Linked DNA regions of Homo sapiens: region 2 is linked to region 1. Evidence: chromatin loops called from intact Hi-C (ENCODE). Cell type or tissue: Caco-2. All regions are shown on one strand. Each heading gives the region's core, and the rest is flanking DNA. Links, peaks and the distances in the headings are about the cores only.

Region 1 (4,396 bases), core at 253-4,252:
ATCCGTAGCAAGATACTTCACCTCTCTGAGCCTCAGTTTCCTCATCTGTGCAATGGGAATCGTAACGCCTGCCTCTCAATGTTGTTAAGATTAAATATGTTGGCCGGGCGCAGTGGCTTACGCCTGTAATCCCAGCACTTTGGGAGGCCGAGGAGGGCAGACCACCTGAGGCCAGGAGTTCGAGACCAACATGGTGAAACCCCTGTCTCTACTAAAAATACAAAAATTAGCCAGGCGTGCTGGTGCAAGCCTGTAATCCCAGAAACTCAGGAGGCTGAGATATGAGAATCGCTTGAACCCAGGAGGCGGAGGTTGCAGTGCGCCAAGATCGCACCACTGCACTCCAGCCTGGGCAACAGAGTGAAACTCTGTCTCAAAAAAAAAAAAAAGATTAAATATGTGTACAGTACCTGTACCATGTTAGGCGGTCAGTAAACATTTGTTTAACTAACAACTGATAAGGATAGTAAAGAAGTATCAGAACACCCACCTAGTTATCCCAAAGGGCAGGAAGAGTGCTAGGTAATGGATATAGAATTCCTTTTAGAGTCAAATTACACGGGCAAAGATCAGCCCCTCCTTCAATTAAAAAGCCAGGGGCAGGGCGTAATAAGGAAGTGGTTCTCCTTCTTTAAGCCTCTTTTCAGGCTGAGTCCTAAACCTGAAGAAAGTTTAGAGCCTGGGGCTCTAAACTACCTGAGTCTTTCCAAACGACAAGCCAAGAAGACCTGTTGAAAGTTTCCTCTTAAGTTTCGTGGAGAGAGACTCAGGTATAGAAATATCCTTACTGCCACCTGACCTGAAGCAGAAGAAATCACAGACAGCTTCCAGACCAGGTAACACCAGGAGGCACCAGTCTTCATCCTCAGCCTTTGCAGGAGGACACAGCCTGGTCTTTAGCTGTTTGCCAAATGAGGCAGTCTAATTCAGGGAGCTCTTTACTGGGTTTATTACAAAGTTCTTATCATGTAAGTCTCAGGACACAAAATGACATTGAGAATCTAGTTTAGCGGGGTTTCCAGGAAAGACGAAGAAAGGTTATTTAGGTTTCTCTTTCATTTCTCTTTTGCTACAAAGGGTTTGGGACATTCAGTTAAGAACACATTACTGGTTGAGGTATGTGACGTTACTCAGTCTTCTCTGCTTATGTATCTGGGGAGGTATGCAATGACATGACAGCCATTCCGTGGCCAGGGACACCACTGCCCAAGCTGGAGACCACGAGGATTCAGGGACTGAAGCCAGCATGGGAATTCCTGGTTTGAGATCAGAGTCCTGAGTACCTCGTGGGAACTTGGGCACTCATCCGCAGGAGGTCTAGACCCCCAGAGAATTCCTTGAGTCTAAGGCACAGGTAAATGGAAGACCCTTCTCTCTCCTCTCTCCCCTCTAGAAAGCTCCCTCCTCCCTGAGCTCCCTGTCCCCTTCTTTCCACAATCAGAGCCTCGGACCTTCTGTTTGGTGAATATGACCTGAGGCTCTGTCTAGCATTCAGCTTCTATTGTGGGAAGTTAAGGCACTTTCTCTCATTCCTCATTTCACCTTTAGTATTAAAGAACAGTCCAGGCAGAAGGCACGAAGAGCCTGAGAGGTCTGAAGTGAGGGGGAGAGGAGAGGGGCAGAAGGGGAGGCTCCGGACAACAGAACCAAGCTGAGCTTAGGATGTGCTGTGGGAGGCTCCGTGGGGATGAGTGTCAGTGCCCACGAGATCCACTCAGGCCTCAACTGTGTGTCCTGAGCACATGAAGTCAGCTCTTCTGCTGGGACAGCCACCAAGGGATTCTCCACACCCCTCACCGCTGGGACAGGCAGAGGCACAGCGAACCAGGTGTCCAGCGTAACTGGGGCACTGGGTGGTGGCCGCCTCTGTGTGTGGAAACACGAGGTGCTTGCTGCAGTTTCCTCTGTGTGCTTATCCGTTAGCTGCCACCCACCGGGAGGGAAGTGAAATCTCACCTCAACAAGTGAGTCCGCAGAGCGAGAACCGTGCGACAGTGCGTCTGCCAATACCTGGAATGTAGGTGTTCGTTGCAGTGTGGCCTTCCCAGCCGGCCTCTCAGCACACCCGGCCAGGCAGCCAGTGTTCCCAGAGGACACGCTGGGGCCAGACGTGGAGGACCCCGGCCACCTCGGGGAGGGAAAGAGACCAAGAAAAGAACCTCTGTAGCCTTGCTTCTGAGAGTGCAGGTTTGTTACAGGTAAGGATCAGGAAGGTAAACATAGGGCAGTGAAGCAGGGTTGTGTCCTCTGCGGCCCTGAATTAGAATAAGCCTCACAGGTCTCACCCAGGAACGGAAATCTCCCCTCCAGGTTCTGAACCAGCATTCAGAGGCCCCACCCAGGGCTTCTGTCAACATAAGCATAAAACTTATGGTTTACCTTTCCATAAACCCCAAAGTTGGGCTTCTTGTATAGAGTACAATTTCTGTAGGAAGAGCTGAAAGCAGAAGGGATCTAACCTGTGATAATACTCGATCGCTGCTGCTTGAAAGTAAGACTTAGCTATACACTGAACAATCAAGTAATTTATAACAAGGATTAGAGGAAACAAAAACTCTGTGTTTGTGTGGGTGGGTTTTTTTTTTTCTTTATTTTTGTTTCTTAAGAGAGTGTCTCCCTCTGCCACCCAGGCTGGAGTGCACTGGCGCGATCATAGCTCACTGCAGCCTCCAACTCCCAGGCTCAAGCGATTCTCCCCCCTCAGCCTCCCAAGTGGCTGGGACTGCAGGTGCACACCACCACGCCCAGCTAATTTTTTTCATTTTTTGTAGAGACGGAGCCAAGGCTGGTCTTGAACTCCTGGGCTTAAGCGATCCTGCTCCCTGGGCCTCCCAAAGTGCTGGGATTACAGGCGTGAGCCACTGGGTCCGGCATCTACATTTGTTAAATACATTAAAACCCTCTTAATCCTTTGTCTCCGTTTGTTCTCTTTTGCTCCCTGCTCTCCAGGCTCTTGTGGCGGAGGCCCCCGCTCCCTCCGCTGTAGGGTAGCCTCCTTCTGGGGCTGGCTCCTGAGCACTGTTCTTTCTCCTCTCTCTCATCCTCTCTCATTCTTAGCTTTGCCTGTCGACTGGGCCAAGTCACAGCCTTTCTGGCCTGTAAGACAACAAAAATCTCACATTTTACTAAATGGAAGGACTAAGTACTCTGTCTTGACTTCAGTGGTTTCCCCGATTTCTGATGTTGCTGCTGAAATAGCATTAGCAAGCTTGTTTCTTAAAGAAGCCCTCTCTCCAGTGACAATACTCCCCCCGCCACACACACACACATGCACACGCACACACAAACATGCATGCACGCGCACACACACACACAATTTTAAAGCCCTCGTGTTATATTAAAAAGGTCTGGATGTTTTTAACATACATGGAAATTTCTTCAGCAGCACAGTGTTACTGGTCTGACGAGGGCGCACAGCCTCCTACCCAAGGACACAGTTCCTGAAGGACCAGGGTGCACATCTGGCCTGCAGTGCCCTGAGCCACTCTGTCCAAAAGGAAGCCTTGAATCAAAAGCCTCATGAATCCTCTCCTGAGAAATTCCATGTCTGGTCTCTTGCTAGACTCAGCCTTTTCCCCACCAAGTCTGCCGCACCTAATTCTGACCTCACCCTGCTTGGTGGCCCGCTTTGCCTGCTTGCACGCACCTCAGGTCTCAGTGTGTCTCAGCAACAGCTTCCCCTCCTAGGGTGGCCAGAGTTAGCAAGCAAGAATGCAAGACAGCCAGTTATGTTTGAATTTCAGATAAATAACAAATATAAGTGTCTTTTAGCATATAATATTTTATTTGGGACATATACTAATATTTATTATATATTAGTCTCATGATATTTGGGACATATACTAAAAAATTATTTGCCCTTTATCTGAACTTCAAATGTGACCAAATGTGTCCTGTATTCTGAATGTGTCTGGCAGTCCTATAATCATTCATTCAGTCAGTCATCAGATATTTGAGCACCTACCATGTATCAAGCACTATTCTAGAGAGCCCGGATAGCTCAGTCAGTAGAGCATCAAGCGCTACTCTAGGTGCTGGGGAAGCCAGCCAAAGTCCCGCCTTCATATCTTACAGTATGTCTACTTTGTTTTTATATACATGTACACTATATATACTTGAAGATATGTACCTTTTTCTTTTTTTCTTTTTATTATTTTTTTTTGAGACAGAGTCTGACTCTATTACTCAGTGCAGTGGCACCATCTCAGCTCACTGCAACTTCTACCTCCTGGGTTCAAGTGATTCTCCAGCCTCAGCCTCCCAAGTAGCTAGGATTACAGGCATGTGCCACCATACCTGGCTAATTTTTGTATTTTTAGTAGAGACAAAGTTTCACCATGTTGGCCAGGCTTGTCTTGAACTCCTGACCTCAAGTGATCTGCCCACCTCGGCCTCC
Region 2 (4,396 bases), core at 96-4,095, 65 kb after region 1:
ACTCAATCTCTACACAACCTACAAGAAACTACTTCTATCTAACCACTGTCCTTATATATTTATATATAAAATATTTTAAGATAATGGTAAAGCTCATCTTAATTTTTGTGAATATGAAGAAATGTTTACTGAAACTAAAAAATTGCTAGGGAGAGGCCGGGTGCGGTGGCTCACGCCTGTAATCCTAGCACTTTGGGAGGCTGCGGCAGGTGGATTGCCTGAACTCAGGAGTTCAAGACCAGCCTGGGCAACACAGTGAAATCCCGTCTCTACTAAAATACAAAAGAAATTAGCTGGGTGTGGTGGCATGCACCTGTAATCCCAGCTACTCGGGAGGCTGAGGCATAAGAATTGCTTGAACCTGGGAGGCGGAGGTTACAGTGAGCCAAGATAGTGCCACTGCACTCCAGCCTGGGCGGCAGAGCAAGACTCCATCTCTACAAAAAACAACAACAAAAAATTGCTAGGGAGAATGCTGAAACTTGAGTATTATTCTATTTAAAATATAAGAATTCTCCTATATTAAGATTTTTAACTCAGAAAATCCGTATATCTGAAAGACAACTTCAGTCAAAAAGTGTATCTTAATGAGGAATCCATTGAGAATTAAAGAGTTATTAGAAGAAAAAAACTTAAAAGGCACATGTAACAGAACAATTCAGAAACAAAATTATTTGGTCAACTGCAAAAGGTAACTTGTAATACTATAAATGTCTAACTTCCTCATACATGGGCTAAGTAAAGAAACCACTAGGCAACTTTTCAAAGTCTGTTTCACAAGTTGTATTTTTAAAGAATCATTGTTTGGAATTTTCTGTTTAGCCTGTATTAAAAGCAACTTGACATCTGTCGTCACAAAATATGAACATCTAATATAAGCCACCATTTATTATTTGACTCTCTTCCACAATAACATTGGTTCTGCTTCAGTTTGTGTTGAGACTGAGGGAGTCAGCTATCTACAAATGAGCATACTGTCCAAAACAGACATCACACATTATATAGAATATACAGTCTATGTAGCAGTGTTTCTCAACCTTTAATTCCATGACATTTTTGATAAAAATCCCATTCTCTTTAATATTAGAAATTTGAAAAAATGATTTACCTAATATACAATCATATTTAAATAGTTATTAAATAAAACCTCTCCCTTGAAATTCTGAAAATCTTGAGATTTTCTGTAATAAAATATTCATGTATCGACTAAATAAATAACTTAGGTATGATATCATTATCATATTTCTATTAAATGTTCAGCCTGAGCTACAAGTCATACCATAAAATGACAACAATTTTTAACTTTCTAATTCTCAATTACTTGTAACTTTACTTCTAAATTCATGAACTGTACCAACATAATGAACACTTGTACAGGGCTACTCCTGTTTCTTCATTCTCCTTTCATGCTTAAATTCAATTTAAAAGCACTGAGCTGAGAAGTTACAGAATTTCAATAATTGTCTCTCTCATACTCAATTTAACATTGGCATCCCCGGTACCATCATGTATGATCAACAGTAGTGACTGCTAGGAAGGCACTTTTTAAAAAACGTTTTGCATATATAAACTCATTTATTCCTCTCTATGATTAGGGTAATTTTGATGACAGATATGAATTAAGAACTAGGCCAAGATGACTAGCCATTTTCAAAAAAAAATAAGAAAATATTTCTGGCTACTTTTCTTTTTTCCTGGGGCTCATGGAGATGGCTATTTTTCTAAGCTGGGAATTGAAATATTTATCCCAAAGGGGGGGAAAAAAACCAAGCACCTACTAATTAAACAGAGTCTTCTCTATGTTTACACACTAATTTTTAGTTTGTTTTGCCTAAGAATAAGATTAACCCATTATAACTATATTCATCATTATATAATTTTTACTTTTTTTCAAGCTATGGGGGGAAGTATAGAGAGGGAAGAAAAGAAATAGATGCTTTATGTTATCAGTATTCCCAAAGGAACTGAAGGAGAGAAAAACAAGGCATGATAAGCAGTCATTGTTGTACCAGGAAATATTCTTTTTTAACAGGCAAGACCCATGCCTTTCCCCCATTTCTGGTTTATGAGATTATGTTTAATTTGGAAAAGCTCCCGGGTAAGGTTGACATAAGGCTTTAAAAGCATGAAGAGGCTGGGTGTGGTGGATCACACCTGTAATCCCAGCACTTTGGGAGGCCAAGGTGGGCAGATCACTTCAAGTCAGAAGTTCGAGATCAGCCTGGACAACATGGTGAAACCCTGCTTCTACTAAAAATTAAAAAAAAAAAAAATTAGCGAGGCATGGTGGCATGCACCTGTAATCCCAGCTACTCTGGAGGCTGAGGCATGAGAATCACTTGAACCCGGGAGGCAGAGGCTGCAGTGAGCCAAGATCGTGACACTGCACTCCAGCCTGGGCGACAGAGTGAGACTCCGTCTCCAAAAAAAAAAAAGCATGGAGAGTTCAAAAAAATGGCAAAACTAAAAGTGCATGAAAGTCTTCAAGGAAACAGAGTTTAAAAATCCACAAAAGTACATATTAATTTATTATAACACATGATTCCTCCAATTAGCTTTATCCCATTAACACTTACTGTATTCTTGAAGGTTCAGCTCCTTTACTGCATGAATGTCACTAAGCTGGGCAATTCGAGCTTGGACTTTGGTTCTACCCTCTCGACCTGTCATGTCAATTTTTTCAATCATTTGCTGCTGTTTATCAATCCAATAGAGCCAGTTTTCAAACACAGTAAGTCCCACAGGCTGCAAGATATTGGAGTCTTCTAATACTATCCGGTTAGCACCTTGGAAAAGGAGAAAATTCAACAGAAATGACTCATGTGGGTCAAGTTATACTTTTGGTAATTATTTACTGACTACCAGTTAGATTCTACAGGTAGAGAAAAGAAAAAAAAAACAAGATCTCTACCACAAAACTTAAAAATCATGGTAAGACATACACTAGAAAACAGCCAATAAACTAGATATTAATATGCAATCAAGAGCAAGTAAGTGCCCAATGTGCAGTAAATATTCTAGTTCATAGAAATGTAGAAAAGAACTTAGAACAGTAGTTTGAAAAACCCTAACTTATATATACAACAGATAAAAATGGCACTTCTCTGGAGGAGCAGTGGTGGTGGACCCAGAGTTCTGAGTATACCTGAGGCATTTATGAAGAACAGCTTCACTCTCACCCCACCTGGCTTCTCAGAACACAATTAGAAAAAATGACTGACTCACCCCAAGGTAAGAATTATTTCTAATCATCTCAGACATAGAGTCATCCAGACTCTGAGGAGGCAACTTCTGCTATTGTTGCACAGTGAGAAAGTTCTTTTATACAGTGGGCTAAAATCTGTGTTCATACCCCCCACCCTGCTTTATTCAGTTTCTCCCTCACTCAAAAAGAAAAAATATACTCATTCCTTCTTTTTCATAACAGTCCTTCAAATATTTATAGAAAGTTCACGGTTCCTAAGTCATGAGTTCAGTCAAACAAAGACATTAGCTGATATTTTGGAAGTATCAAGGAAAGTTTCAGGAAAGAGGCAAGCAAAATGCCAACTTTTTAATAAATGAAGAAAAGTGGGGAGATATTCCAGATGGGAAGGCATTGCCTGAGTCAACATTCAGATGGTAGGCTAAGCACAAGTTTACTTATATATTCTCTCCTAAAACTCTACTAATATGGTGATTGAAAAAATTTTAGGCCGGGTGCAGTGGCACACACCTGTAATCTCAGTAATCTGGGAGGCTGAGGCAGGAGGATCACGTGAGCCTAGGAGTTCGACATCAGCCTGGGCAACATGGCAAAATGCCATCTCTACAAAAAATATAAAAATTAGCCAGGCATGGTGGCATGCGCCTGTAGTCCAGGTACTCAGGAGGCTGAGATGGGAGAATTCCTTGAGCCAGGGAGGTCAAGGCTGTAGTGAGCCAAGTTCACACTGCACTGCAGCCTGGGTGACAGAGTGAGACCCTGTCTCAGGAAAAAAAAAAGAAAGAAAGAAAAAGAAAATAATTTTGAAGGTATAAACCCATAAGGACAAAGAAGGCAGAAGAACAGAAGAGAGCAGGAAAGTGATATAAATTTTGGAAGCTGGAGAATAGATAGACCAGGGATAATGACACAGTAGCCCAGAGAAAGCTAAAGGCCTACAGCCAGTGAAGCTAACAATGAAATTAATTAGCTCAGAAAGTGGAAGCACCAGGTATTTTAGAATGGAACAAAGGTAGGAGTTATGTGGCTGGGGCTGAAAGAGGAGTACTAATTGAAAATATGTGTAAGAAATTACACAGCAATGTTCTCAGTATTTTTAAGCCTCATACTAAATACAAACAGCTAAGGATCACCAAATATTTAAAGAAAACCTCTATCTTTAAATTTGAAGCCCAAGACAAACACAACAAA

What was found. Hi-C counts contacts between places; a loop is a spot of excess contacts. Peaks named below come from ENCODE experiments on the same cell type or tissue, not always from the same donor. Only the 100,000 strongest peaks of a DNase experiment are listed, where the experiment ranks them.
Region 2: it touches region 1 in a loop (2.2-fold over the local background); 1 of 110 quality-filtered maps calls a loop at or near these places.

What each region holds. Positions count from the first base shown.
Region 1 is chr12:12,070,302-12,074,697 of GRCh38, forward strand. BCL2L14 (BCL2 like 14) reads left to right here and starts at 638. Exons shown (of 6, transcript NM_138723.2): 1 at 638-836. RefSeq lists enhancers at 845-934, 2,682-3,369. In Caco-2, for the core only: no CTCF peak of the experiment used is centred there; DNase peaks (open chromatin) are centred at 580, 860, 1,211 and 1,950; H3K4me3 peaks cover 2,065 bases.
Region 2 is chr12:12,135,749-12,140,144 of GRCh38, forward strand. It overlaps LRP6 (LDL receptor related protein 6), which reads right to left. Exons shown (of 23, transcript NM_002336.3): 16 at 2,577-2,786. Among named protein-coding and RNA genes, the nearest start is that of MIR1244-4, 26 kb to the left of the region's middle. In Caco-2, for the core only: no CTCF peak of the experiment used is centred there; no DNase peak of the experiment used is centred there.